2 separate regions of the Mus musculus genome follow, and region 2 is linked to region 1. Evidence: chromatin loops called from intact Hi-C (ENCODE). Cell type or tissue: left cerebral cortex. All regions are shown on one strand. Each heading gives the region's core, and the rest is flanking DNA. Links, peaks and the distances in the headings are about the cores only. Region 1 has its middle 310 kb from the start of Chl1. Region 2 has its middle 130 kb from the start of Cntn3.

What was found. Hi-C counts contacts between places; a loop is a spot of excess contacts. Peaks named below come from ENCODE experiments on the same cell type or tissue, not always from the same donor. Only the 100,000 strongest peaks of a DNase experiment are listed, where the experiment ranks them.
Region 2: a loop joins it to region 1, with 2.2 times the contacts of the local background. A loop is called at or near these places in 3 of 42 quality-filtered maps.

What each region holds. Positions count from the first base shown.
Region 1 is chr6:103,196,635-103,208,957 of GRCm38, reverse strand. No RefSeq gene overlaps it. Among named protein-coding and RNA genes, the nearest start is that of Chl1, 310 kb to the left of the region's middle. In left cerebral cortex, for the core only: a CTCF peak has its summit at 7,086 (motif pointing right); a DNase peak (open chromatin) is centred at 7,119.
Region 2 is chr6:102,584,945-102,597,267 of GRCm38, reverse strand. No RefSeq gene overlaps it. Among named protein-coding and RNA genes, the nearest start is that of Cntn3, 130 kb to the right of the region's middle. In left cerebral cortex, for the core only: a CTCF peak has its summit at 6,904 (motif pointing right); a DNase peak (open chromatin) is centred at 6,893.

The DNA of each region.
Region 1 (12,323 bases), core at 2,512-10,511:
CAGAGCACAATGATTTAAACTGTTATCATAGATACAGAGGACTTTTTTTTTTTTTTTTGGTCTACAAATAACTTTTTCTTAGCACTAATGATAGTGTAAGTACTTACAGCATTATATATTGGTAATTTTAAAATGTTTCAATTCATACTCATGGTACAGACACAATCATTGCAGACAAATGGGGTATGGATACCATGAACTGAAACAATGATTCTAGAAACATATTAATCCCATATAAATTTTTACGTGATGTCATTATAGACACTTTCATTCACTGAAGTGAAATAAATGGTGTTAGTGATCATAAACATTATGTGATTCTTAAAAAATAGGCAATGTATGTTTTAATTCTTATAAGTATCATCACTAGTAAGCCACGCACAGGCCAACTTACATTTTTTCTTGTACAAATCTGTTATGCTGAACATCCATATAAAAAAGTCGATTTCCAAAAATATGCTCCCGTTTAATTTAGATTTGATTTTTCCTGTTGCTAACCACTTCAGCCAGCAGATAGACCCTCAAATCTAAAATGCTGACTAATATTTGGCAGCAAGCAGTAAAAGTGTCCTTGACCGGTACAAGATCAGAAAATATATTTAATCATCCAAGAACTGCTGGTCTGTTAGTCCTTGGTATAGCAAAGATGGCTTGCAGGGGGAGTATATACTTCAGACCTACAGAGAATGAACAAACTTGGTACTGTGCACTGGCAGAGGATAATCACCTTTCAAACAGACTCAGTGCCACAGGTGTACAAGGAAAGAAGGGATTTTTCCTTAGCCAACTCTTCTTGTATAGGGATATCTTCTTCCCAGCTACAGTTAATCACCATCAAGTAATTATTTCCTAAATTAGACAGCATGAGTGTCTGCCTCCTGTGATGTGAGCAAAGATGACAGACTGCAATGTAGGAGGATGATATTTTAAAGAAATAGCTTTGATAGACCTCAAAACTTCTTTTTTCCCATTTTATTTTATATGTTTGAGTCTTTTTTGCCTGCTTGGATATCTATGTATCATGTATGTGGAGTGCCTGTGGAAGTCAGAAGATGTTGGAATTAATTTTAAGTATAGTTGTGAGCTGCCATGGAGCTCTGCACATTGGAGCTGGGATTTCTAAAAAAGTAGCTTGTGCTGCTCTCAGCTGATGTCTGATCTCTCCAGCCCTGATTGTCCTATTTTTTTTTAAAATAATTTGACATATGTATATATTTATTTCAAATATTTGTTGTTTTAGAATTTACTGCTGTAATTTTTTAAACTTCAAATTCTCATTTTCCTTTAATATAATGATTTTAATTTATTGTTTGAGAGTTTCATGTACATGTAAAATATATTTCAACCAAATTTATACTCTCGCTCTCTCTCTCCCTCTCTCTCTCTCTCTCTCTCTCTCTCTCTCTCTCTCTCTATCTTTACCTTAGTTCTCTCTCACATCTGCATCACAATTTTTCATCTTTTTATTTGTTTAATTTTTAAAACCCCTGAGACCAATTAGTCTGGCCATATACTCATGCCTGTGGATGTATGCCACTGGAGTATGTTCAAAATAAAAGAGATATTCCCCCTAAGAAAGCTACTGGTCAACAACTGTTAATAACTCTTCAGCTGGACTGAAGGAATGACCATCCAGAGACTGCCCCACCTGGGGATCCATCTTATATACAGTCACCAAACCCAGAAACTATTGCAGATGCCAACAAGAGCTTGCTGACAGGAGGCTGATATAGCTGTCTCCTGAGAGGCTCTGTCAGTGCCTGACAAACACAGAAGTAGATGCTCACAGCCATCCATTGGATGGAGCACTGGGTCTCCAATGAAGTAGCTAGAGAAAGGACCTAAGGAGCAGAAGGGGTTTGCAGCCCCATAGGAGGAACAACAATATGAACTAACCAGTACCCCCCAACCCCCACTGATCTCCCAGGGACTAAACCAACTAAAGAAAACACATGGTGGGAATCATGGCTCTAGCTGCATATGTAGCAGAGGATGGCCTAGTCGGGCATCAATGGGAGGAGAGGCCCTTGATCCTGTGAAGGTTCTATGCTCCAGTATAGTGGAATGACAAGGCCAGGAGCTGGAGTGGGTGGGTTGGTGAGCAGGAGAAGAGAGAAAGCAAAGGGGCTTTTTGGAGGGGAAACCAGGAAAGGGGAACATTTGAAATGTAAATAAAGAAAATATCTAATAAAAAATAACCCCTCAGCTGTAGGAGGGAGCTCATTTGCCTCTTCCCTCCACTATACTGAAATGTTGATTAGCTTGGTCTTGTGGGGTCATCCCCAGTGTTGATTAGCTTGGTCTTGTTGGGTTATCCCCAGGCTATCACAGCTGCAGAATTCATCAGTACAGTGGTCTTGGCACATCTAGAGAAGAGACAACTTTCATGTTGCTTTCTTTTTAATTTGAGCGTATTTTGTTGACAAATCAAAACTTTCTGTATTCAACATGAACAACACAATGAGTTGATCCATTTGTAAGTTGTGTGACGATTATAACAATCACATTAATTAAAACAACATCACCTCCCATTTAATGCATTAGCTGCAGATACCACAGACACTGCTAGAAGAACTAGAGACTTCTTTAAAGAACTGAGTTATTTGTTGCATGTTTAACTGGTTGGTTCTTCTAAAACATGAACATAAAGCAAAAGAAATGAGGAAAGTGATATGTGGTTTTATTTTCCCAATTATTTTACTTTCCAATTATTCTTTATGTGTCAGTATGTATAAGAGAAATGTGGGACAGAACTAGGTAAATATGCACAACCACTTTAGATAATCACTTCCCCAAATGTCCTGCAGTAAACATTGTGTACACTTTGAACTACACCAAAAGTCATTTTATGTCTGTATGTCTATCAGAACACATATACAAACACTCATAGCATATTTGTTCATAATGCCTCCTAATGGGAAAAAAGAAAACCACATTCCATAGTAGATTTGATAAACTGGAATATAGTCACAGACATGACACAGGACTGAAATTAAGTAAACCACTTGCACACATATTCATTTGATTGATTGTTATAAACTGAATACTCACAAATGGGGCACATTCTGTAGGATTTCATTTGTGGAAAGTACTCCTGGCAAAATTAAACTGTGCTGATAGACAGCATGGAGCTACCTTTAAAAGGTTATGACTTGGCAGGAAGAAGGCACAGGGTGCTTAAAGGTTTCTATGGATTTTACATAGCCTCAGTCTGGGAAGTATATATGGGCGAAGGAGGGGGTGATTCTGTATATAAACTTTAAAAACTATATGCAAAGATTTCCTGTGTGTAAGATACTAAAAATAAAAAGAAATAAAAATCACTTGAAAAGGTAGGTTTACTTGAAGCAGGGATTGTTGGTATAATTGGTCTTGGGTTTTCACAAATGCATAATATCAGAAGAAAATTCTCAAAACCACTCAATCTCTTTACCTCTGTGTCAAGACAGGCACAGAAAGTTAAGAAGCATAAGGCATACACGGCTTATCTAGGAAATAGAGGACGTAGGCCTCAACCTGTGCTTCCCTTTAGAAGACAAGAGGGGTCCAAACTAGTTCATAGAATATCACCTAGTGCTTTCTTAGTTCTTTTGAGAAAGAACCTCAGCAGCCCTTTTTCAGACTGTGTGCACACGAAGAAAACAAAATTCAAAGAATCCTATGTTGATATACTTATCATCATTTCAAGAGAAATCAAAATTTATGAATAATGAGAGCTTGAAAAAGTTCTTAATTTTAAAAATATCATACAAGGCTTTACACAGCATTGTGATATTTTCAAACCAAGTGTATTTTTGTAGCTTCTTTTCTCCCTTCACATCCCTATTCCAAATAATCCCCCTCTTGTAAACCCCCAACTACTCTTTCCCACTTTCTTTCAAAATAATAATATTTAGAGGAAATTCTTATGATTATCATAATGAAATAGTGCTACAAACCATCAGAGGAAGGCATCACAGTTAAAAGATGGAATGGAAATCTTCATTTCTGTGGGTGGTAACCCAATCAATAACATTCCCACTACTGTTTCTGTTTCCTTCTTAATGAAAGAAAATGTCAGCCTGGTGAATAAATCTGAATGAATGGAATTCATTTATGATTACACTCAAATTTTTTGGCCCAAGTAAATAACCATACTGAGAACACTGACTCTGAAAAGTGCTTCTTATTCACTGACAAAATTGACTGGAATTTGGATAGTAAACGAGGAGTAGTGGAGTGGGAGAAAAAGACAGGTGCTCAAAGAAAGACAGCATTAAAACAGAATTAAGGCTCAGGACCCAAGAGTCTACAGCGTAATTACTGGTTGCAGTCATTCCTAAGGTGCCACCTACTTTGTCCCTTACCATTGGGGACCCTAAAATAATTGGTAGAATATTTTCTAGTTCCATCCATTTGCCTGCAAAACTCAGGATGTCCTAGTTCTTGATAGAGGAGTAGTATTCCATTCTGTTCAACTACATTTTCTGTATCCATTCTTCTGTCGTGGGACATCTGAGTTGTTTACAGCTTCTGGCTCTTACAAACAAGGCTGGCACATACACAAACATAGTGGCACACACACCCCTGTGGCATATTTTGGGTATATTCCCAAAAGTGGTATTGCTGGGTCTTCAGGACGATCTATTTCCAATTTTCTAAGAAACCTCCAGTTTGATTTCCAGTTTGCAATCGCACCAGTAATGGAGGAGTGTTCCTCTTTCTCCACATCTTCACCAACATGTGTTGTCACCTGAGGTTTTGATCTTAGCCATTCTGGTTGGTGTAAAGTGGAACCTCAGGGTCATTTTGATTTGCACTTTTCTGGTCACTAAGGACTTTGATCATTTCTTTAGGTGCTTCTCAACCATTTGAGATTCCTCTGTTGCGAATTCTTGATTTAGTTCTATACCCCATTTTTTCCATTGGGTTGTTTGTTTTTTATTTTGGTAGTTAGCTTCTTGAGTTCTTTATATATTTTGGATATTAGCCCTCTATTAGATGTAACCCAAAATGACATGCATGATATGTACTCACTAATAAGTTGATATTTACCAAAAAGGAAAAAAAGAAAAAGTACTGAATACCCAAGATACAGACCACAGAACTCAAAAAAGGTCAACAAGCTGAAGGGCCTCAGTCCCACTTGGGAGGGAGAAGCAAGCAATCACAAATGGGGAGGTAAAGTGGATTGGGGGAGGGGGAAGAGGGGCACATGATCTGGTATTGGATGAAGTAAAAAAACACTGAAGCCCTGAGGGACAGCAGAAAGAATGGAAACAGGACACCTCAGAAAGTCAGAGTTTGGGGGAACCCACCAGAATGCACCAGAGAACTGGCAGGTGACAGAATCTCAGGACTCAAAGAGAGGAACATTGGATGAATTGCTGGGCAATAGGGAGAGGGAACTTATAGAGCCCACACCCAGCAGGAAGACAGGGCCTCAGGGAAGGGAAGCAGTTGCCATCCTACAGTCAAAACTCTGACCCAAAATTGTTCCTGTCTGAAAGAATTACAGGGATGGAAATGGAGAGGAGCCCGAGGAAAAGAAGGTCCAGCCACAGGCCCAAAGTGGGATCCAGGTCAAAGGGAGGTCCCAAGGCCAGACACTATTACTGAAGCTATGGAGTGCTCACAAAAAGAGACCTATCTTGACTGTCATCTGAAAGACTCAACAAGCAACTGGAAGAGTCAGATGTAGATACTTGCACCCAACCAATGGACAGAAGCTGCTGAGCCCCATGATTGAATTAGGGAAAAGCTAGAAGAAGGTTATGAGAAGGGTGACCCTGTGGGAGGACCAACAGTCTCAATTAACTTGGACTCCGAGATCTCTCAAACACTGGACCACCAAACAGGCAGCATACACCACCTGATATGAGGCCCCCAATACATACACAGCAGAGGGCTGCTGGGTCTGGATTAAGTCAGAGAAGATGCACCTAACCATCAAGAGATGGGAGGCCCACGAGTTTAGAGGTCTGATTGTGTGGCAGGTGGGTTGGGGTCATCCTCATGGAGATAGGGTGTTGGAAGGAGATATGAGATGTGAATAGGTTGGAGAGTGGACCAGGGTGGGGGGGATTAATAAAATCTGAAGTGTAAATAAATAAATAAATAAATAATAAAAGATTAAAAAAATTGGAAACATGAAGAAACAGGAAAGTTGTACAATATAGGGAGAAAGGGTAAGAGACGAGGACAGAGAGTTGTGGAAATTTAGCAAGATGTTCTCTATGTTTTCAAGGTACTCTCACTCAGTAAGGATATGAAATTAGCCATACAGAGGCAATAACTAAGTACTTTTCAGCTAAACTATACAGATATGATTACAATGTGAAAAAAATAGAAACTGGACATTTCAATAAACATAAGGAAATAAGGGGCACTGGATTTTGTAACATGCATATAGATTAAAAAATTCTCCTGACTTCTTTATCATTATAACCATGGTGTATAGAATGCAGCACTTTTTGGTGAAGGACTTCCCTGCCAAAAGCTCAGGCAAGTATGGGAGAGTCTTTGGATTTTACTCTGTATACTTCTAGGGATTTGTGGTCAAGGCAAGGACATAATACTGTGACCTGGATTTGTATGTCTTCTCTGTCTGCTAACATTTTTATGTCAGAAAATGTCTTGGAAAACACTGTATCAAGGTGTGGTCGACAGGATATTTGATTGATTGATTGATTGATTGTTCTTGTTGTTCGTTTCTAGTATTTTCCATAATGTCAGTTTGGATTGAGGGTAATAATAAAGTAGTGCCTTTTATGCAGGTTATAATTTAACTAATGTTAAGTAGGATTTTTACTTAATCAGAAGTAAGATAGATAAGTGCATCTTTGACGTGTTACTGGCTCTGATAGTTTGATTTTGTGGTATATTGAAGAGATATTGTGGCATATTGTGGATATATACTCAGAATTATCCATCTATATGAAGTAACCCACCTCAGCTATGGTATATATTTTCATCTCCTAATTTTTAAAAAAAAATTTAAAAGAAAGTAATATTTGCTACATAGCACCGTTTTTCAAAAACACATTTTGTATCATTTTCTCTTTTGTTCCTTGTTATTTACATTCAGACATGATCAGAAAAGTCCACTAGAGGGCTCTCTAACCTGAATTATTTCTAGTTTCTGTAATGAAGTTGAATTTTTAGACTTTGAATGTCTTGCATGTGTGTGGAATCTGGGAAAACTTTGCTGTCTTCTGCATGAGAGTCAGTCATGCATGACCTTAACAGATGAGAGAGACATCTAAAAAGAGTGCACACTTTCACACTGAGATGGCTGAATGGCTTTTATTTGCATACACATAAGTGAGTTCTGCCCCCATATTTTACAGAGTTCCTTTGAAAAGTTTCCATGCTTTTGAGTGAAGATGGAAAACCGGAAAGCCCCTTAACAACAGTGACCACCTGCTGGTATGGTCTTTTTCAATTTGCAAGAAACTCTTAGAGTCTATCAGCTAGAAATAATTACAAGAAACACTTTTCAGTCCTCATATTCAATCATGGAAGAAATACAAAGAGTTTAATTCAAAAGAAGAATTTTCGTCCTCAGAGATAACTTCTTGGTCTTTAGATAAACTTGCCCTTATTTGTTACACTAAATAAATCTCAGAAGTTGAGCTAAGTGCATTGCAGATATAGAGATTGCTACAATGTGTAACTTTAACATAATGAGGTATGGTTGCATATGAATGCAAAGAAATTGTGAGGTTTTTTGCCAGTAAACACATAAATTGGTTCTCTATAATTTGAGTCTTAAAGCATAAAGTAAAAATGCCACCACATTTTAGTAATTCTGGAACCTTCTTATATCTTTTAGTCCCATATGTTTTTTCAAGGCAAGACGGGGTTAGCGAACAACGGACAGGGTATCTGTGACTGCTAGTGTTGATTGCCAAATTGACAGAATCTATAATCACCAGAGAGACATTGTTCTAGACATTTATGTATGTTGAGGGCTTCCCTTAATTATGGGCAGAGCCATTCCCAGAGTAGGGGATCTTAGCATGTTTAACATGCACAGATGGAATCACTCAGCAGTGTTCATCCATCTTGCTTCCTGGCCACACATGCCCAGCTAAGCGCCTTGCTCCTGTCGTTCATCCCCTGATTGCAGGCTTTCCCTGGCACCATGAATTCTGTCTTAATGGAACAGTATGTCAAAACAAACAGTTTTTCCTTCAAGTTGTTTTTGTCGGTGTATTTTAGCACAGCTATGAGAAGGTAACTAAGATAGTGTTCCAACTGAGAAAAGCCAACATGGAGCAGGAGCTACAGCCACTATATTGAAAGGAATTCACCCAAGTTCTAAACCAATCCTTGAAAGTTACTTCTCTAAAGTTCCTCAAACTATCCTGCAAGGCAAATGTACTAAAATGCTCATGGACAAAGTATAGTGACTCTAAAGAGCTGAGTTGGAAATGTGGCCACAAGAAGTCACAAAATATATCCACTGCCTTTCTGCTTGTCATTATTTCTATTCTCAAAATCAATGCAAACTCAAGCCCTGTAAGAGAGGCTGCGTATAAGAAGCTATTCATCACCAATTCCAACTAAAAGCAACAGGGAACTTCGAGAAGAGCCTGTTGTGTTTATGAATCAGCTTGCATTCATAACAAGTACATTAAGACACAATTGACTCAAGGTCTCCAATGTTAAGGATAGAGAAGCTTGAACACAGCTTATAATGGCTCTGCATCCAGGCAGCAACAACATAGGTTCAGTGTATACAGAAATATCATGGATTGATAACCATGTCCCATAATGATCTGAACTGATATACAACTTCTACTGGGTAAGCTTAGAATGGGAGCTACCACAGGGACTTGTCATGTCCTCTAGGCAAAGAACCGTTTCTCTTCCTATTACATAGAACAGTGCTTTTAAAATGGCATAGTTTCCTAAAACAAACAAACAAACAGAACACAAACAACTACACTGCTGGGTTCTTAAACATTCATAGACTGAGGAAACACTAGGTACTTTGTCACCCCTGTAGGTCCATTGAAATAGTTTGAAGGGTAAGTAAAGATTCTGTGACGACTTTACAAAGAACTCTGAAAATAAAAACAGAATTAATTTATTATTCAACAACAGGGGGTTGATTAATACACTATCCAGAAAGGATTCACAAACTATATATGCTAGCATATGCTACATGGAAATAGCACCATTAGTTCTCTCTCTCTCTCTCTCTCTCTCTCTCTCTCTGTTTCTGTGTGTGTCTTTCTCTCTCTTTCACACCCAAACACACAGACACACACATTATGCAGCCATGGATGGCCTGAAACGCTTGCTGTGCAGACTAGGCAGCTTTCACACTTCCAGAGAACCTCTTGCCTTTGCCTCCTGAGTTCCTAGATACAAAATGCACTCCATCATATCCAGTTCCCTTTCATAATATTAAAAAGTGGGAAAAGCAGGCTAGTGCATTCTTCCTAGCATTTTTAATGATGTTAGAAAAATCACATTCCGCTGTACGCTGAAATACATTCATACACATAAAACTGAATCACTATTTACCCTTGCTCTATTTACTTTCTTGCCTTATATTCTATGTAGATTAATTATTTTAATGCTGATCTCTACCCACTGTTACTCTAATATACTAATTGGTCATAATTCACCGGAAAGAGTGAATATCACTCAATGAGATTATCATTTATGTTTGGAATAAGTTTCTGTAAAAACATTCTTTCACATGAGAAACACAGTACATATTACACACTGAGATGCAGACAGCAGCTCTTTCTGTATGTCACAGAATATGATTTTTTTTCTTTCCTTCTTACCCCCATTAGCTTGTCTTCTTTCAGGAAAAAATAATTCTTGGATAACTGGTGAGATAAATTGTCTCCCAGCAAAGAAATGTTGCAAACATTTTCAAATTACTTCAACATTTTCATTTTTAATATCAAATTGTATCCCCACCCCAACCATCAGTGGACTGAGCTACCTTTTCTACCAGGCATTCTAAAGACATCTCCTTCCTTACATTTGGAGTGCCTCAAGATAGAAACAACAATAACAACAACAACAACAAACTAAAACCAACAAACAAAATGTAAACAAACAAACAAAAAAAATAACCCAGATGGACAGAAAGAAAAGGAAATAGAAAGAATGACATTTCTTGACCTAATTCATGTGTGTGTGTGTGTGTGTGTGTGTGTGTGTGTATGTTTGTGTGTGTCTCTGTGTGTCTGTGTGTGTGCGTTTTCATGCTTTGAATCAATAGTTTATGGTTTTGTTTTTCTAAAGACTCCACCTGGATATTTAAGGATTCTAACAGGCCTTACAAGCCATTAGCTCCATGGAGTTGAGATAATTATATCCTGTTTTTCTGTGTCCATATCTTACTTATTAGAAAATAATCTGCCTTGACACCTTGATATCTTAACACAGGATTGGCTCAGAGGATTCAGTAGGATAACTGCTCCATGACCATCTTACACGTGCATCTAGTTTAGAGTTATTAATGATAACTCAAAAGTCATACTTTTTGCCTTTCACCAATTTCCCACACAGTGGAAATGGTGAAAAACGAGTGCCTTCAGAATGCATTAGATTGAACTCAGTGGCTAAATCAGGTCTAATGCTCCTTTTCACCAAACTATGTATAAAGTTACTTTTACTGCCATCAGGTCTGTGGGCACTTGAATTAATAGACCCATAAAATGACAGGAAAAGCTACTGGCATGGGAGTGGCAGTGTCACCTGCTCCCTCCCGTAATGGTGTCTTTATAGGAAGAGTCCACACTTTCTGTGTGTGTCTACCTTTTAGTATTACAGGTTATCCTTGGACGCACTGTATTTAAAAGTTGGCACCAGAGGGATGAAAGGCTTCTGTGTATAACTGAAAATGCTAAGGGTCTTCCTTGAGATCACCCCACTTCCTGTCAAAAGGCAGTTGCTGAAATTGGGGAAACATATCTCTAGAAACAGATTATAAGACTTTTAATATGTGAGACTCCCTCTCCTTGCATTTTATTCTTTTGCTCTTCGTTCTTTGCCCCCCCTACTCCTCCCTCCTCTTCCCTACTTCTCCCTCCTTCCCCTCCCTCTCTATAGCCCCCATCCCCAATACTGGCCACACACCCTTCCCTCTCCTTCTCTACCTCTCCCTGACTCCTGTGCTCCAGTGTTTGTCTCCACCTCTCCCTAATTCCTTTGCTTCAGTGTTTGGCATGATGGGTGTGAGCCGTCATACCCAGCACAATATTTTCCTAAACGAGGGGCTGTTAGTTTTGGATTCCCATGAGGACCTCTGAGAATTGGCAGCCTGTGAGCCACATCCCCGCCTCCGAAGGAATTTTTCTCAGCCTTTGGGAATTGTATATACTTTTGAGATTCCTCATAAATATTAAAAGGCAGAGGTTCCACAAAGCACACCACCGTGGTTTTTCAGCTCTTCTACTGAGGGATGTTAGCATCCATGCATGCTGTGGTTGCATTTCTGCAAAGCAGCTTTCCTTCACCTGGATGACAATGAAAACTATAGGATGGTCAGTCACGAGGATGCAGGCAGTACAGGAAGCTACCCCTCATGCCCACACCTCTTTCAGTCATTCCTGTCTCCTGATAAACTTCCCAGACATTTGAGCTTGAGGCTTCTATGAGAAGTAAACGCTGAAAGGTGATTAATTTAAAATATAAAATAAAAATAAATTAGGAAGAATTAGGAAGTATCCAAACCAAACGACAGACATTTCCTGCAACTTCTTTCCCACTGCACATCTACATTTTAGGTCTTATTTCCGAGCCTCATTAGCTTCATCTTCTTGCATTTGCATTCATTCAGTTCCTTGCACAAGCTCTTGCCTCTGGGGAGTATTTTTGTCCAACACAGATAACAGCGTCTGATCAGCTCACCTTGCCGGGTTACTGTCACGCTCCTAGTGTAAGCATGCTATATAAATGCAAATACTATGATATTCATTATCACTTATGCTCAGCACTGTAGGTTCTTGCAGGCCTCACTGCTCCAGCAGCCTTTAAGTGTGGCACATCAGCAGTAAGAGGGGAAGCTGGTTAGGGGCCTTTCCATTTCGATTTGCCCAGTGCTATGTTACTTTTTGGACACTGATGTTGAGGTCGCTCTCTTCCTTTGTCAGTGCAGCACTCAGCCCAGCTTCAATAACAATAAAATAACCCCATTGGGTTCTTGTGAGAAGAAACAGAGTGCAGACTCACCAATTTAAACATGGCTCTGCACAGAGATTGAAGGAAGAGAGCAGCAGCTAGCAGCAGGCTTGCTCCTGTCAGACTGGCTTCCCAGAGCTGCATTATCTTTGTTTAGATGTCATATGATATTTTGTAAAGCATTAGGT
Region 2 (12,323 bases), core at 2,052-10,051, 610 kb after region 1:
TAGTTTTGGAAGTTGTAGGAACTTTGAAAACTGAGGTCTATGTGCAGAAGGTAAGAAACTGAGGGTAGAGGTTTATAAACCGCTGCAGTCCCATCTCAGTCTTTCTGCTTCCTAACTGAGGAGTAACATAACCAGCTTGCTCCCTTTCCTGCTGCCACAAGCAGGGACTTTGTTATACCTTTCCTGCCATGATGCAGCCTAACTCTGAAACTGTGAACCACAATCAATTTGTCCTTTGTTAAGATGTTTTCTTGTTAGGTTCATAATCACAATGATGAGAACGTACACAAACACATGCAGTAACTCTGAATAGGATCCAAAAAAATTTACTTTTAATATAATCTGTTTGTGAGGATGTCCCAATGACATTAACTCCTCCCAGGAAGCCCCACCTCCTATAGGGTTCACCTCTTACAGAGTCAATCCTTTTCCTTGAGTGACTACTAAGCCCTTGATAAACAGGGTTTCAAGGATATTCAGATTCACACTTTAATATTATCATTTTAATCTTATTTTCCCGGATAATACACAATTTTTAGGAGATGTAGATCAGGATTGACATTGAATTTACCACCAGGTAAATCAGAAACATCTATTTCTTAGGACTTAGTAGTTCCAATAAACCTAATCAACAACAAAACATCACTTAAAGGAGTTGAAAATGATATTGGCAATATCACCTGATTTAATAATTAAATTATTTCTTTAAGTAAAATAGTGCTGTATTCATGTGTGTTTCTAGTTGAACTTACAAAGCCCAGAGAAATATTGGTATCCTTCATTTCAGATTGTTTAAAAGAGTAGTGAGATATCTCCCCTTATTATATGATGAAGAAACAAGAGTTCTTCTGCTGATATGGTATAAGGGCATTGGAAAAGCTCTGACCCTTGGATTCAGGAGAGATTGCCATTTTCTCTCCAGTGACTGTCAAAAGGCAGGACCAGCCAGGAGCACACAAGCACAAGGTGCAGAAGCAGCAGAGCAGCTGAGATAGGGTCTTTCCTGCCTCCATCTGCACCTAGGATGTGGGGATGTTCTGTAGCCCTCTGTGCAACTTTCCTGTCAAAGGAGAGCTTGTCTCCAGTGAGTGCTGACACAGGTTTACAGACCCACAGGAAGAACAAGCTCCAGCCAGACACAGCAAGAACATCTAACACTAGAGATTACTATTGTAGTAGGCCGGCCTGGCCTACATGAATTGGGTACTCCTGGAAGGCAGCCTGGGGCTGAAAGAGACTAGACTTTGAGAGAAATAATGAGGCCAAGACACGTTTTCTCTGATCAAGGCCCGAGAGTTTACTAAGAGACTGTGCTTGTGCTTAAAAGGGAGAAGGCCCATCTCTGCCCCCCCCCCCCCGCTGCCCCCCTGCCTCCCACCCCCGCCAGTCCATCCTTGGTGCTTTGTCGCCATGCTGTCAGCACTTGGTCCCCAGGCTGTTGCTTATTCAGTAATGTCTCAGGAAGACAGGTTCAACCTCCGGCAGGTAGCAACATTTCAGAGAAGAGCAAGGCAGTTGTCACTTCAAAAGAAGCCAGCCAAGTCAGAAAGCTGCACCTCAGATGGCCCCACCTCAGTGGTGACAAGGTCTTCACCAGCCCACTTCAAGCTGGGGGAGGCTACAATTGATAACCAGATGGCAAAAGGCAAACAGAAACCAAGACTACTTGGAATCATCAGAAACAAGGACTCCCACCACAGCAAGTCCTGGATACCTCAACACACTGAAAAAGAAAGATTAGGATTTAAAATCACATCTTAGGATGCTGACAGAGGATTTTAAGAAGGACATAAATAACTCCCTTGTAGAAATACAGGAGAACACAGGTTAACAGGTACAAGCCCTTAAAGAGGAAACACAAAAATCCATTTAAGGATTACAGGAAAACACAATCAAACAGGTGAAGGAATTGAACAAAACCACTCAGGATCTAAAAATGGAAGTGAAACAATAAAGAAATCATAAAGGAAACAAATGTGGAGATGGAAAACCTAGGAAAGAAGTCAGAAGACATAGATATAAGCATCACCAATACAAGAGATACAAAAGAGACTCTCAGGTGCAGAAGATACCATAGAAAGCATTGATACAATAATCAAAGAAAATACAAAATGAAAATATAACTTAACACAAAATATCCAGGAAATCTAGGACACAACGAAAAGACTGAAGCTAAGGATAATAGGTAAAGAGGAGAGTAAATATTTCCAACTTAAATAGCCAGTAAATATTATCAATAAAATTATAGAAGAAAATTTAAATTATAGAAGAAAACTTCCCTAACCTAAAGAAAGAGATGCCCATGAACATACAAGAAGCCTACAGAACACTAAATAGATAGAATCAGAAAAGAAATTCCTCCTGTCACATAATAATCAAAACACAAAATGCGCAAAACAAAACAAGAGTATTAAAAGCAGTAAGGGAAAAAGGCCAAGTAACTTATAAAGGCAGACCTATTAGAATTACACCAGACCTCCAACACAAGGAGGGAAACTACACCCTAGAAAAAGCAAGAAAGTAATCTTTCAACAAACCTAAAAGAAGATAGCCACATGAAGAGAATTCTAACTCTAACGACAAAAATAACAGGAAGCAATAATGACTATTCCTTAATATCACTTAATATCAATGGACTCAATTTTCCAATAAAAAGGCATAGATTAACAGACTGGTTACATAAACAGCAAACCCATCTCATACAGGAAACCTACCTCAGTGACAAAGACAGATACTACCTCAGAGTAAAAGGCTGGAAAACAATTTTCCAATTAAATGGTCCCAAGACAAATGCTGGAGTAAACATTCTAATATAGAATAAAATCAACTTTCAACCTAAAGTTATCAAAAAAGATAAGAAGGGAAACTTCATACTCATCAAAGGTAAATTCTATCAAGATGAATGCTCAATTCTGAACATCTATGCTCTAAATGCAAGGGCATCCACATTCATAAAAGAAATTTTAGTAAAGCTCGAAGCACACATTCCACTGCATACAATAATAGAGGGAGGCTTCAACACCTGACTCTCATCAATGGACAGATCCTGGAAACAGAAACAAAACAGAGACACAGTGAAACCAACAGAAGTTATGAAACAAATGGGTTTAACAGATATCTACAGAACATTTTATCCTAAAACAAAAGGATATACCTTCTTCTCAGCACCTCATGGTACTTTCTCCAAAATTGACCATATAATTGGTCACAAAACAGGCCTCAATAGACACAAAAATATTGAAATTGTCCCATGCATCCTATCAGATCACCATGGACTAAGGCTGATCTTCAATAACAACATAAAACATACACATGGAAGCTGAACAACACTCTACTCAATGATAATTTGGTCAAGGAAGAAATAAAGAAAGAAATGAAAGACTTTTTAAAGTTTAATGAAATGAATCCACAACATACCCAAACTTATGGGACACAATGAAAGCAGTCCTAAGTGGAAAACTCATAGCTCTGAGTGCCTCCCAAAAGAAACTGGAGAGAGAATACACTAGCAGCTTGTTAGCACATCTGATCACTCTAGAACGCAAAGAAGCAATTTCACTCAAGAGGAGTAGAGAGCAGGAAATAATCAACCTCAGGGCTGAAATCAATCAAGTGGAAACAAAAATACCTATACAAAGAATCAACCAAACCAGGAGCTGGTTCTTTGAGAAAAATCAACAAAATAGGTAAACCCTTAGCTAGACTAACTAGAGCACAGAGACAGTATCCTAATTAACAAAATCAGAAATGAAAATGGAGACATAACAATAGAATCCGAGGAAATCCAAAATATCATCAGATCCTACTACAGAAGCCTATACTCAACAAACTGGAGAACCTGGATGAAATAGACAATTTTCTAGACAGATACCAGATACCAAAGATAAATCAGGATCAGATAAACAATCTAAACATTTACATATCCCCTAAAGAAATAGAAACACTCATTAGTACTCTCCCAACCAAAAAGAGGCCAGGACCTGATGGGTTTAGTGCAGGGTTCTATCAGACAATCAGAGAAGACCTAATACCAATACTCCTCAAACTATTCCACAAAATAGAAACAGAAGGTACTCTACCCAATTTGTTCTATGAAGCCACAATTACTCTCATACCTAAACTACACAAAGACCCAACAAAGAGAACTTCAGACCAATTTCCCTTATGAATATTGATGCAAAAATACTCAATAAAATCTTTGCAAACCAAATCTAAGAACACATCAAAAGGATCATCCATCATGATCAAGTAGGCTTCATCCCAGGGATGCAGGGATGGTTCAATATATGGAAAGTCATCAACATAATCCACTATATAAACAAACTCAAATGGAAAAAAAATTGATCATCTCATTAGATCCTGAGAAACCATTTGACAACACCCCTTCATGATAAAAGTCTTGGAAAGATCAGGAATTCAAGGCCCATACCTAAACATAGTAAAAGCAATAAACAGCAAACCAGTAGCCATCAACAAACTAAATGGAGAGAAATTTGAAGCAATCCCACTAAAATCAGGGACTAGACAAGGCACTCTCTCCCTACCTATTCAATATAGTAGTTGAAGTCCTAGCCAGAGCAATTAGACAACAAAAGGAGGTCAAAGGAATACAAATTGGGAAGGAAGAAGTTAAAAATCACTAATTGCAGATGATATGATAGTATACTTAAGTGACCCTAAAAATTCCACCAGAGAACTCCTAAACCTCATAGAACACCCTCATAGAAGCAGGGCGAGGATGGATAGGGCAGGAGTTTCCTGGACGGGTGGCACCTGGAAAGGGAATGACATTTGAAATGTTAATAAAGAAAATATCCATTAAAATATTTACAAAAATGTAATATTGCTATATCATTTATTATTTTGTGGAGAGAATGAAGAAAGGAGAAGTGATAAGAATTGACCCGTTACCTTTTCTGGGATGAAAATTCTTCTGGATTTGATTCAGCATTTAAGGATTTGTGCTATATTTACCAAAGATGTCAAACTACCTTCATAGGCACTAGTGGATGCAATCCTCAGAGCAGCAGACATGGTCAGGGGAATCTGGAATCTGAACATGTTACAAATTGAAAAGAAAACTGAAGGTGTAAGGATAATGATCAATAGAGGTGCCACTGTTGTCAGTGAGAACACCAGTATCTGTCAGACATCTGGAAGTAGAACTTCTGGGCTGAAACATTGTCTTGGATTAAAAAACAACAGACTTGCATTTTGCTATGGGTTGCTAGGACAGCTATACTGTCAGAAATATTCTTGGCAAAGTAGATTCTACCGAGCAGTGTGGGACATGGATAAATTTGACCACTGTCAACAATGTATTATGACATTCCATATTATACCTACCATAGTCACACATGTTTATGTACAAAGATTTGAAAGTAACTTCTGTCAGAACCTGACAAACTTCTGTCTAATAGTGAATTCTAAATGATAATTTCACTTGGGCGCAATTGTTTGCTTATTATTAAATGTGTGAGGAAAAAACAGAGACTGCTGTATTCTTCCATTAAATGGAAAGTATCATGGAACTTAGATTTATGTTATGTTTTCAAGCTACTTGAAGCAATTTCAGGCTGGCTTTGGCATCATGTGGAAACCTTTAAGTGAAATTGTATACCAGTATGTACTGTTATTAGCATTCTCTATAATGCATTGTGAAGGGATATAGAATTTAAGTCTCTCTCTCTCTCTCTCTCTCTCTCTCTCTCTCTCTCTCTCTCTCTCTGTCTGTGTGTATGTGTGTGTGTGTGTGTTATGCAAACATACTTTTCTCCTTTTTCACTGCCTGTGTGTATGTGTGTGTGTGTGTGTGTGTGTGTGTGTCTGTGTGTGTGTGTGTGTGTGTGTGGTGGGGGTGGGATCAGAGAACACCTTGCAGGAGTCAGATCCACTGTAATATGTACTTTGAAAGTTGAATCCAGGTGATCAGGATTGGCCACAGGTAACTTTGTCCACAAGAGATGACACCTTTTTTTTTTTCTCTCTTTTTTTTTTAATTAGGTATTTTCCTCATTTACATTTCCAATGCTATCCCAAAAGTCCCCCATACCAACCCCCCCAATCCCCTATCCACACACTCCCCCTTTTTGACCCTGGCGTTCCCCTGTACTGGGGCATATAAAGTTTGCAAGTCCAAAGGGCCTCTCTTTCCAGTGATGGCTGACTAGGCCATCTTTTGATACATATGCAGCTAGAGACAAGAGCTCCGGGGTACTGGTTAGTTCATATTGTTGTTCCACCTATAGGGTTGCAGTTCTCTTTAGCTCCTTGGGTACTTAAGAGATGACACCATAAGTTTGTTTATTTGTTCATTATTTAATTGTTCATATAATTTATTTTGATCATATTTGATCATATCCTTCCCCTCCTACCCCAACTCCTCCCAGATCCCCACCCCCCACCTCCTTCCCTACCCAACCCCATGCTCTTGCCCTTTCTTTCTCTTTCCCTCACTGAAGAAGAAGTCATAAGCAAAAATGAATGCCTAAACAGATTGGTAGTACAGAACATGAAAACTTTGTTTGTGCAAGGCAAACCAAGACATTACAAGGTCGTGGCTTTTGTGATTCAGATCTTTAGTTCTTTCTTTTCTTGACGGTTTGGCTTCTCTGCCATAGGATATGCATTAAACATAGCCTAAAATTCACTTGTGAAGCAGGCTTGAATCCAATTTTTCACAACTCTTTGATTCATAAATGATGAATTTGTGTATTTTTAAGTTAATGCGTCTTCACTTAAATGTCTTAATACATTGTTTATGACGAAGACTCACAGAAACATGTTGTGCAAATAAGCTGCAAACTGAATGACTTTTATGAGCCCAGCATTCTTCCAATCTAGAGCTTTTTCTCCATTTTCCCAAATCACTTCCACAATTGATGGAATTTTCTTTGTTTTTTTCCCCAGCAGAGGGTGCACAATATTAAACCTTGGAAGCACCACAGAAATGGGTAAACTTGAAAACCCTGAGAAATGGAGGCAAAAATATAATTCTTAACTGCTCAAGGTATTGGACTTGATCATGAAGAAGGGCAATGACATAGCAGTGAAGTGCTGAGAGATGGGTATGGTTGTTAGAAATCACGAGACGCTATTTCCCTAGGAAAATGTGCAAAATCAGGGCAATGTGCTCATGAAATCACTATTAATTAAAAACAATTAATAATAAAAATCAAATAAAAGTATTTATCAAATATATATAGTTAAATTAAATAATAAATAATTAAACTAGTGTAAGTAAGCACCTTGCACAAATTGTACAGAGTACAGCAACATTTCCGTACACACAAATAAAAAATTTCAATTTAAGTACAGAAAATAGACAACTTAACTGGAATTAATTCAGGAAATCTTCAAATATGAGTCAGTATAAAACCCTCTTTAGCTATTTTGGATATGAAGCACAGGCATCCTAGATATAAAATAGGTAAGTTAAAGACGCCTGATACGGTAGGTTGAAACATTTGTTACAATTCATTCCTGCCTACAGCTATGCTTTTTGCCTGAAGATTTTTCTGTTTTCTTCACAGAACCAATGTGTATTTTTACCAATACTCTTGAGTTTGGTCGTCAGCACTTTGGTTTCCTCTGTCTTTTGTTCTCGTCCTCCCTACCTACAGCTAGATGCTGATATCATGACAGAAGCACAAGCTTCAGGTGTGTTTATGTAAGAAGATTCGTTCCTTGGGACCTCTGCCATCACAGTGAGAAAAAACTATCCTGAGTAATTGCTGTATCATCAGCCAGATTCTCAGAGTAAACACAAGTAGTGCAGACTGAGCCAAATTCAACAAGGAGCAGTGCCCAGTCAGAACCACACTTGAAGCTTTGCTCTCTAACTAAACACAGCTAGATCAACTCAACCACGAATATGTGAGTATGAATTAATGACTTTTTAAAAACCACAGTTTCTAGGAATATTTTTTACAAACTAATATTACATTTATAGTTTAAAAATACAATAGAATCCCCACCCCTCTGTAATATTCATCCATTCATTAGATCTATCTGCAACTGAATATAACTACTGAATATTATTTATCTTTCATTAATTTAACAGAAAGAATAAGTGTTGGCCCCGAAGCTATGATCAAAGCAGTGAAGACACAAAGTGAATAACTTAATAGTTCTTGGGTTTGGAAAGACATCTGAAGTAAGATACATAAACCAATAAATGCCACTGCTGTGGATAGCTCCATCTGACTGAGAGTTATTGAGTAAACTATTTTTCAGCCATTCAACTCTGTGCAAGTTCATGGCAGTTAAAGTGAAGTGTGAATTTCATCTCCTACCTTCATTTAAGATATCAAGATAAAAAGTTGAGGAGGCTGAATTCTTTTTTTATTTAAACTAAATTGAAAATTTTGGCACTAATTCTAACATAGCTTAAGAAGAACAAGTCCATGTCAGTTCAACAAGAATGAATTATCTACTTCCTCATGGCTCAGATGCCTACCCTGGGATCTTACTAAATCCAATGATTAGTGATGTCAGAAATGTCCTCTCCGTGACTCTAACAGTATCAGAAGGATTAAAATACAAAATAAAAATATTCTGTAGACATGATTGTACAAACCATATGTGAACTCCAGAAGTCTACCATGGATAGATTAAAGCATGAACAGAAAATTTAATTCAAAGCCAAATGTAGTGAGTCCTTTTGAGAAGCCCAGAACCTGCTAGAGAAGCCGAAGGAGGCATTCTGCCAGGTTTAAAAATGACAGAGATGGAGCTGGAGAGGCAGCTTAGTAGTTAATAGTATCTACTATTCTTTCCCAAAGCTGGAGTTCTGTTCCCAGCACTGGCCTATGGTCACTCACAACCCGAAACCCCAGCTTCATATGATCTCAAGCCATCTATGGCCTTTGCAGACACTCAGCTACAGATGTGGCCAGAGACACTTATAAAGACACAGATAAGTAAATATAAAACCAATCTTGCAAAAGGAGAGAAGGTGAAGTTAAAGGTGTTTAGGAAGGAAGAACAAGCTAGGATTGGAGGGTGATTACTAAGTTCAACTTCAGTTGTGTGCATTCTTAGCATTATTACTTACCAAACGACATAATTCAGAAAAGCAATGGCTCTTTGGGAAAGTTCAAAAGTGAGACAATTGTATTAAATTACTAATTGAAAATGTTTCATGGATGCTTGACATGGTCCCCTGATATTTCCTGCCTCAGATGTACTTCTGGATGACAGTTTGGAATCTGACAGGAAAAACAAAACCAAACCAAACCAAACCAAACCAAACCAAACCAAACCAAACCAAACCAAACCAAACCAAACAAAACAAAACAAAACAAAACAAAACAAAACTGGCAGTGGTGTGGAACTGGACCTCATTTGCATTGGAAATGAAATAGGAATTAATTTTTAGAAGCCTGAAACCTAAGGTCATCCTCAACCCTGGAGGTACTGAAGGCAGTGCTGACAAGTGATGCTCATGGAGATAATAGAACTAAAGATAACCTCAGCCTCAGTAGAATCAACTACTGTTTATCTGGGACTCAGTCCGCTTCATAGAACAGGCTTCAACATCAATCCTCATCCCCAACTATAGGAACACAGAAGAGAGCTAAGGTCAGGTAGATTCATGGAAGGAAGCATGAAAATGTATTGAAGCACTACAGAAAGATATTCCCTAATGATTGTCCTAAACAAAACCATGAAAATGGAGTCCCAAAACGTTTGTGATAAGTTTACTTCCCAAGGTGATTTTGCATCTTTGTGTATACTTACCATTTGACAGCATCAGGGTCCTACCACCTACTTAAAACATGCAAACAGGAGCAATGGCCATAACATCCTGAGGCTGACACTATGATTTCCATTTAATAACTCATACCTTTGGAACCATCACTGCTCATGCCTGTGGGATACTTCTGTATCCCAACTGAATCCTTTCTGTATCACTATGTTTTAAATGTATATTTAAATTATCCTTCAAGCAGTAGGGTTTCGTAAGACTCCTTCATCTACCCTTACTTTTGAGAAACCCATCCCCTAACCCTTTTTTGTTTTATCTTCATCCCCCTTAAATTGTTATCTCCCTGTACTCTTCTGCCCATTCTTTCATATCATATGTGCTCCCCATTTCATATTATATTTTAATATGGCTTGCAAGCATACAAATTCTCTTTTACTTTGTTAACACATACTTTGCATTTCCCCATTCCCACAACTACACTACTGCTTGAACCTTTTCACTCACTTCCAGTAGACCTTTTCTCTACTTTCTGGTCAACAACACTCTACTATCCCCTTTATCAAAATGATGTTTATGGAAGTGTTGGGAATTGTCTCCACTGTTATCTTCAAGACAATAGGAGTAAAGCACACCAGTAAGGAAAGCAAATCCTGAAGCATTTAGTGATCAAGATTCTGCTGATAGACACTGGCTCCTCTTTGCAGTGCTCTATTATGAGCTAATGCCATAGATATATGACATGAGGTGCTAAGGACTCTCCCAGGGTGGGGGTATATGAAGGTCTATACCTTCTAAAATATGTCTTTGTGATGCTGTTCCTATCTATTCTCAGACCAACATTTGAGGAGCACATATCTTAAAGAATTGAAATAATGAAAAATCTTATTTATCTTGTGCTCCTCTATTGCATACACATGGGAAAAAGACATGGGATTGAATCCAAGGATTCTTCTGATACACGTATTTATTGTTGCATCCTATTTTCTTTTGAGAGGTTCTACAGATTAACAGAACTACATGTCTTTAAATATGATCTTTGTATAACCCTGTGATGGAGGGTGAACAGACATCATCCTGTGACTCTTATTTGACCATTGTACCCTTGTGAAAGTCTGAAGAGCTTAATTAAAACAGAAGGCCCCAGGGGTTGGAAGCACTAGGTTATCATCTGTACTTTGGGATGTTCAATAAGTCACTGAACTTATATTGAATATATGATGAAGCATTTCAGGAGGCCAAAACCAGTGAAACCCTGAGGCAAATTTAAGCCTTCCCATAAGAGAGGTCATGTCTCTGCTGAGTCAGCTGTTTTGGGGAATGAGACTTCATTTCAAGATGGAGTTTTGATTAAGAACTGATAGAAGGTTTACTCAAAATCTTAAATGAGCAACTGGCATCTCAGGAAGCAAGTGTCTTAATTAGGATTACTGTTGCTGTGTTGAAATACCAGGACCAAACTTTCACTCACAGTTCTATATAATAGTTCATCATTAAAAGCAGTGAGGACAGGAACTCATGCAAGGCAGGAACATAGAAGCAGGAGCTGTTATAGAGGCTGTGGAGAGGTGCTTCTTCCTGGCTTGTTCCCCACAGCTTGTACAGTCTTCTTTCTTACAGAACCCAGGAACACCAGCCAAGGAATGAAACAGCCACACTGGGCTGCCCCTTCCCCTATAGATCATTGCTTAAGAAAGTGCCATACAGGGGCTGGTGAGATGGCTCAGTGGGTAAGAGCTCTTCCAAAGGTCCAGAGTTCAAATCCCAGCAACCACATGGTGACTCACAATCATCTGTAACGAGATCTGGCTCCCTCTTCTGGAGTGTCTGAAGACAGCTACAGTGTACTTACATATAATAAATAAATAAATCTTTAAAAAAAAAAAAGAAAGTGCCATACAGCTGAATCTCATGGAGGCATTTCTCAATTGGAGATCCCCCCTCCCTGATGACTGTTGCTTGTAAGAAGTTGACATAAAACTAGCCAGTACAGGGACTGAGCATCCTCATATCTGAATCAAAAGCCATGGTTTCCACTCATGCCCAGAATCTTCCCCAATGCATTCCATGTCACCTCAAATCAGAGATGATCTGTAAACAGATTTGCCTGGGTTTTCTCTATTAATTTTCTCCCCTGGTGTACAGAGGAAGGAAAGAAAAGGAAAAAATTGTATGCTGTAGCTTTTGATGGAAGCAGGTTTAGGGGCTCTAGAACTTTTCCTGTGGATATCACAATCCATGTAATACAAGTGCATTTGCCTCATTTGTAGCAGGGAGTACTGACACAAGACTTGTTAGTCACAACATCCTCTCTCTTTGCCAGCAGAGAAAGAATCTAAGATAGACTGATGTTAGTCTTTAGGCATCTTTCATTCATATCTCTGTTGGAACTGTTGAGGGGCAGTCTCTGTCAGATAGAATAGAGTCTGAGAGAATGTCAAGTCAGGAAGAGTTAGGAGCCACCAATAGAAAGCAGGTAACAGATACTGAATTCAGTACAAAGGAAGAAGGGAGGTTTCACGTATTGATGAGAGAAGATTTGAGGCTTTGAATCTAGAGTGTTTGAAATTGATATCAACACTGGGTTTTACATTTCTATGACAAATAGGTTTTCCTT